Linked DNA regions of Mus musculus: region 2 is linked to region 1. Evidence: chromatin contacts called from ENCODE POLR2A ChIA-PET data. All regions are on one chromosome and are shown on one strand. The core of a region is the stretch at or near the end of the contact, and the rest is flanking DNA. Distances in the headings are between cores, read along the strand shown. Region 1 holds the start of Stradb (STE20-related kinase adaptor beta). Region 2 holds the start of Casp8 (caspase 8).

What was found. ChIA-PET counts read pairs that join two places held with the same protein, here RNA polymerase II (POLR2A).
Region 2: POLR2A ChIA-PET joins it to region 1 with 55 read pairs in Patski. The contact joins the promoter of Casp8 here to the promoter of Stradb in region 1. POLR2A ChIA-PET finds 5 or more read pairs at or near these places in 2 of 5 experiments (Patski and embryonic stem cell).

What each region holds. Positions count from the first base shown.
Region 1 is chr1:58,971,445-58,974,899 of GRCm38, forward strand. It overlaps Stradb (STE20-related kinase adaptor beta), which reads left to right and starts at 2,078. Exons shown (of 12, transcript NM_172656.6): 1 at 2,078-2,406. Trak2 (trafficking protein, kinesin binding 2) reads right to left here and starts at 2,038. Exons shown (of 16, transcript NM_172406.3): 1 at 1,793-2,038.
Region 2 is chr1:58,793,959-58,796,910 of GRCm38, forward strand. Casp8 (caspase 8) reads left to right here and starts at 1,416. Exons shown (of 9, transcript NM_009812.2): 1 at 1,416-1,780.

The sequences.
Region 1 (3,455 bases), core at 828-3,327:
ACAGCAACAAACAAACAAACAAACGTAATTTTAAAAACGATACAGTCATGGAAGCACACAACTTTAATCTCAGCACGCAAGAAACAGAGGCAGGCAGATTTCTGTGAGCTCCAGGTCAGCCTGAGCTACATAGTGAAATTGTCTCAAAAAAGTAAAACAAACAAACAAAAAAAAAACCAACAAATCCAAAACAAAAAAAGGAATCATACAGATGATATAAATGAGCTGTAGACAAGAAGAAAATGAGCAAGAACTACAGTGCTACCATCCCCCATCCCTCATGTTGGCTCTAATATAGTCTGGGCAGTGAAGTAAAAACATTAAAAGGCCAATTTCCATAGTCTTTATGACTATGAATGTTAAACATTCATAGGGAAGAATAACAATGCTTTGTGACTATGGATGTTAAGCATCTGCAGTGAAGAATAATAACCATAGAACCATAAAACCCGAGAACTGGAAAGCACCTTTGTGATATAAGTCCAATCCTATCATTTTTTTTTTTAAGACATAAAGGCATCCAGGTGGATTTGGAATGAGCTCTTAGTGTGTTAATGAGCAGTTCTATGAGGGATGAGACTAGCAGACAAGAGTGTACAATTTGTTCAGAGGGCTAAAGTGGGAGTTACGGATGCATTCATAGTCAAGGAATGATGGAGCGAGTACTAGCAAACTATGAAAATTCTTCTTAACCATTCTTTTAACCTGGTTCATAACTTTGAGGCAAAGCAGGTATGGGTGTAAATCTCGACTTGATACAGAAAGTCTCCAGTGCAACTAGTGAGCAATGTGCGTGGTTAGGTGAACCGTGTACATCATCACATCAGTAAAAATGGGTATGGGTAAGAGCACTGTCTTTCACATAGGTATGTATGTGCTGGTTAAACATCTGAGGCTTGCCAGATACTACCTAATTTTAAAAATAGAAAGCTGGAGAGTGGCCGAGATGATAAAGTGCCTTTAATTTTGCCCTTTCCCACCACCAAATGTCCTTCACAATTCGTTTTCAAGTGTCACCACCATTAATATGCTATTTGGAGCTCACTGTAGCTCAGACTTTTAACAGGACAGCAAAGATTTGAAAGGTCACAAACATTTTTACTAAGGTAGAGCAAGAACTCTGAGTCTAGCTCATTTTGTTCAGTGGTCCTTACATAAGCTAAGTGAATTTCCAGCGAAATATTACCATCTTTCCTGATGCAGAAAAAGATGCATAAGCAGGTAATTGACTTCACTGCCATAATTGTGATTTAAAAAAAAAAAAAAGTGTCTGGGACTCAGAAGTGCTGGCACTGGAAAACACAACTGCCAATATTCATTCTTTTTGCTTCAACCAAAAGTCTTTCTGTCTGTCTGTCTTCCTTATTTCTTTTAAAAAGACATGTGGCGTTTGGTTCCAAATCAATTACAAATAAAAGCCCAATAAAGAAAGAGCTCTTTCTAGTGTCCTTTCCTCCCATTTGCATCACAGATGGCCACCGAGAGCTTAAGGTTTAACGTCCAGACACTAAAGCCACTCATCCTAAAACGACAGAGCTCCAGATGGACTCTGTCTGGCAAAGGATGGGAAGCTGCCAATCTTCAGAGGTGCAGATAGGGTGAATCCCGGAGGCTACCGCCCAGTTCCCATCAGTTTGCACCCACACTTGGGAAACATCCCTTTCCCATCTCGGGGCGGAATCCTTCCGTGAGTGACCTCTGGGGACCAGAGGGACGCGGGACAGGAAGGCTTCTCTGCCTTTGAGAGAAGTTGACAAGGGCAAGTTCGAATCGCACGCGGGAGCTTACTCACGGGAATGGCCCGGCGTCCTCGCTCTTCCGCCCACACTCGCTCAGGAAGAAGCCCCTAATGCGCGGCAGCCTGAGAGCAGCATCTGAAGCAGCCGCCGCCGCCACCGAGCTAACCCCCCCGGGCGTGGCAGGAACTGGCAGGCGCTCTCACATCATCACCGGGCGACCTTGGAGCTGCAGTGACGCCGGTTCAATGGCAGCCCCCACCCAGCTAGGGAAGCTAAAAAGGAGACCCACTCTCCCAACAGGCTTTGCGGCCCTAGCGCAAAGCCTTCTGGGAACTGTAGTTTGCTTTCCGTCCCGCCTACAGCTCGAGGGCCCCGCCTCCTCACTCCAGAGCTAGAAGCTGGAGGCGCGGTGGGGCGGAGCGGCGGGCCCCGACCCCGCTGGGGTGGGGCGAATCCCGTCCCGGCCGGTTGCCCCGGGCTAGGGCAGAAGTCCAGGCCGACCGGCCTTCTCCAGGCCGTGCTGCACTTCTGTGCCTTGAGGCTCACCCTGGAAGCCGGCCTAGTGTTTTCGCCTCGCCCCTTCGCGAGGCAGGTCCCGGGGCTCGCGCGTGTCGCCTCCCCTCAGCGCCCGCTGTCTGGAGAGTCGCTGGCCTTGGTCACCGCCTAGGTAATGAGGGGAGGCAGGCCAGCACGGGATGGTGTGGGGACCCGGGGAGCGACAGGGAACGCAGGTCGGTAGGTGCACAGCGGAAGGCTACAAGGCCAGTCCTCGCCTCCGCTCCTTACCGGAGTTGACACGGCCGGCCGAGCAGCCGCTGGAGTCTGCGGGACGCCGGCTCCCGCTCTCTGTCTCTGTGCCAGCGCACGGGGGGGCCGGGGCTCCCGGGTGCCCAGCAGCGGTGCCAGGTGCAGGAACCCAGCTACCGCCGCCCCGCTCCCCCAGCTCTTACCTTTGGTAGCGCACACAGGCCTGGCGACTTCCCAAGCTGAAGACACTCTGGCCCCAGACCTGTCTGCTCAGAGACGTCGAAGGGACCTTTTTCCAAATTAAATGTCCAGGCTTCGTTTTGTCTTCAGTGTTTACATTTGATGTCTTGTTTTCCCCTCGTGGGTTTGTTATGTCAAATACCTTTCCTCCAAACTTGATCATGATTTGTGACAGCACCTGCATAGCACAGTGCTTGGCACTCCGTAAATATTTGTTGAAACCATGAGTCATGATACTAAGTTTGGAAAATTGGATTAAGCTGTGTGCTTCGCTATGATCTTTGTTAAGGTTTTATGAGATTTCAAGATCACCTTGAGAATTACTGTAATTTTGAAGCCTAACAAAGAGTATTGGTAGGTTTTTTGTTTTTGTCGGCATTTCCTGTAACAGTAGACCATTGAATACCTCGATTAACGCAAAACCCAAGTCTTGTAAATACATAGCCCCTCTGGTGTCCATTTAAAGTGTTAACCTTTCAAATGAAAGGCCTGGGTATGACTTCTATATTATGCAACAAATTAGATTATTTATAAAGCTTTATTGTGGTTAGCTTTTTAGGTACAATTGCAAGGGACTACACTGAAGTACTCATCATTATGTTTAGGAATACAGGTTTCTTAAATATATATATATATATATATATATACATATACATATATATATATACACATATATATATACATACACACACACACATATATATATACATATATATGCACACATTTATG
Region 2 (2,952 bases), core at 166-2,665, 180 kb before region 1:
ATTCAATGGAAAAAAGAAAGCATCTTTAACAAATGGTGCTGGTCTAACTGGATATAGATCTATATCTACCACCCTGACTGCACAAAACTCTAGTCCAAGTGTATCAAGAACCTCAACATAAAACCAGATACACTAAACAAAGAAGAGATAAAGAAAATGTGGTATATTTACACAATGGAGAATTATTCAGAGTTAAAAAAACAAGACAAAACAACCAAACAAACAACCCCTAACATCATGAAATTTGCCAGCAAATGGATGGAACCAGAAAACAAAAACAAAAACAAAAACCTATCCTGAGTGGGGTAACTCAGACCCAGAAAGACAAGCATGGTACGTACTCACTTATAAGCAGACATTAGCTATAAATTACAAGATAATCATGCTACAATCCACAGACCCAGAGAGGCTAAGTAACAAGGAGCCATCTCCCTAGGAGGGAGAAATAGAGTAGGTATCATGGGATTGGAACTGGGGGCATGTGGGGATGGGAGCAGAGGGATCAGGTTGGGCGAGGATGGAGGGAGAGAGTATGGCAGAGAAGACTGGAATGTGGGGGCTAGAAACCTATCAGGGTGACCCTTGCTATGACTCCTAGTAATGAGGGGTTTGGAGCTGTCTGCTGTAGCCAGGCAAGCCTTCCAGTGGAGAGACTGGGACACCAACTCAGACCCCAAACCTCTGACCTACCATTTATCCTGCCTGCAGGATGTGCTGGAGAAAAGATGGCACAGAACTTGTGGGAGTCTCCATCCAATTACTAGTCTCTCTTGAGACTTGTGCCACAAGAGGGAGGCCACCTCTGACACTGAATTCATGGAGGTCAGGAACAAGAGGCTGGATGCCCCAGACAGCTAAGATAGAACTGAACATGACCAAAAAAAAAAAAAAAAAAAAAAAAAAGCATGAAATGTTTTCTAATCATATTCTGCCATACTTGTAGACAGAAATCTAACATAGTCGCCATCAGAGAGGCCTACAGCCACACAATAGGCAGAGCTTGGGGAATCCTACAGGATATGGGGAGGAAGGATTGTAGGAATCAGAGCTCAAGGGCACCACAAGAAAACTCACAGAATCAACTAACCTGGCCTCATAGGCACTCACAGAGACTGAACCAACAATCAGCGATCCTGATGGATCTGACCTAGGCCCTCAGCATAGCTGGTTGTTTGGTTCAGTGTGAAATCACTTTCTTCTTGTAGTTGGCTCCTTTAAACTTTGTGTGTGTGTGTGTGTGTGTGTGTGTGTGTGTGTGTGTGTGTGTTCGTTCGTTCATTCCATTAGCTCTGGTTCCACTGTCTCTGGGATAGCCTGGAACTTGCTTGTTCTAATCTTCCTGTCCCTACCTCCGAGAGTGCTGACATTTCTAGAGCAGAGGGTTTCTGCGTGAAAGGAGGTGTGGTTGGACTGGGGGAATAAGGAAGTGTCCTCCAGAACTGGCGGGAGCTCTTAAGGCGGGCAGAAAGCGAAGCAGCCTATGGCCTCTAGGGCTGGCACCAGGATGCCACCTCTAATGATTAACTCAAACGCCTCTAAACATTCGGAGGCATTTCTGTCCCCTATGCCCTAGTTCTCTCAGTTGTCTTTCATTCTGACTTCGGTGCTTAAAAGTCCAGCTTCTCGGAATCGGTAGCAAACCTCTGTGAGCCGGCGTGGAACAGGAAGTGAGTACAGTTCTGGGGAGCGCCGGCCCGGGCTGGAGGCTCGGAAAGCCCAAGCCAGCGGAGGCCTCGCCCGAGCTGGAGTTGTGACCGGCGCGGCAGGTACTCGGCCACAGGTGAGTGCTGCAGAGCAGTCGGGTTCCTTTCCCACCAGCGGGCCGAGATCCCACCGGTGGGTGTCGATCTCGCGTGGCGCTCCCCGAAATGCAGCCATCGGGGTGCCGTCGCCGCCTCTCCAGAAAACTTTATTGGACTTCTTAGGCTTACTTTCTTTGTAGTTTGGCTCAGGACCTGGAGCTGAGTTAATCCTCCGGGGAGTCCTCTAGCTTGAGCTGCGTTTCCTCCGGCGATTTTCGTGCTCTTCCCAACTCAGACGTCCATCAACTCTAATCCCAAATTCTCTCTTCCTTTCTCCTTCTCCTCCAACATCTCCCCTCCCTTTTTCTCTCCCTCTTCTTCTCTTTGCCTTCTCCTCTCCCTCCCTCTCCTCTTCCTCTCTCCCTCCCTCCCTCTGTCCCTCTTTGGTTTCATGATTTCCTGCAGAAGCTCAGGCTTCTTGAACTTACGACCTTGCTTCCACCTCCTGAGTGCTGGCAGTACAGGGGGTGGGGGGTCGTAGGGCACTAGCTCTGCACTTAAAACACCAACCCCCCACCCCCTCACCCCAACCCCCACAGAGAGGGGATGAGAGAGGAGGGAGGGAGGGGGCTACAGGTGACCTGAGGCCGGTAATTCCTCTACGTGCTAAGCAGTTGTAAGGGTGACTGGCTTGTTAAGTACCTGTAAGGAATTATCATACAGTCATATTTCTGTTTCTTCTTTCTTTCTTTCTTTCTTTCTTTCTTTCTTTCTTTCTTTCTTTCTTTCTTTCTTTCTTTCTTTCTCTCTCTCTCTCTCTCTCTCTCTCTCTCTCTCTTTCTTTCTCTTTCTTTCTTTCCTTCCTTCCTTCCTTTCTTTTCTTTTCTTTTCTTTTCTTTTCTTTTCTTTTTTCTTTCTTTTTTTTCTTTTTCTTTTTTGTCTTTTTAAAGGGAGTCCTCTAAGTGCCTTCTGCTTGGCTAGGTCTCAGTTTCATTCTTTAAAAAATTATTTATTTCTATTTTAATTTCATGAGTATGAGTATTTTGCCTGCATGTATGTATGTGCACCTGGTACTGGGCGGGGGGGGGGGGGGTGGCGGCACAGATTCCTTGAACTGGATTTACAGACAGTTTCAGCCATTATATGGGTGCTGGAAACTGAACCCAGGTGGTCTGCAAGAGCATTGAGTGCTCTTAAACTCCTGAGTTGT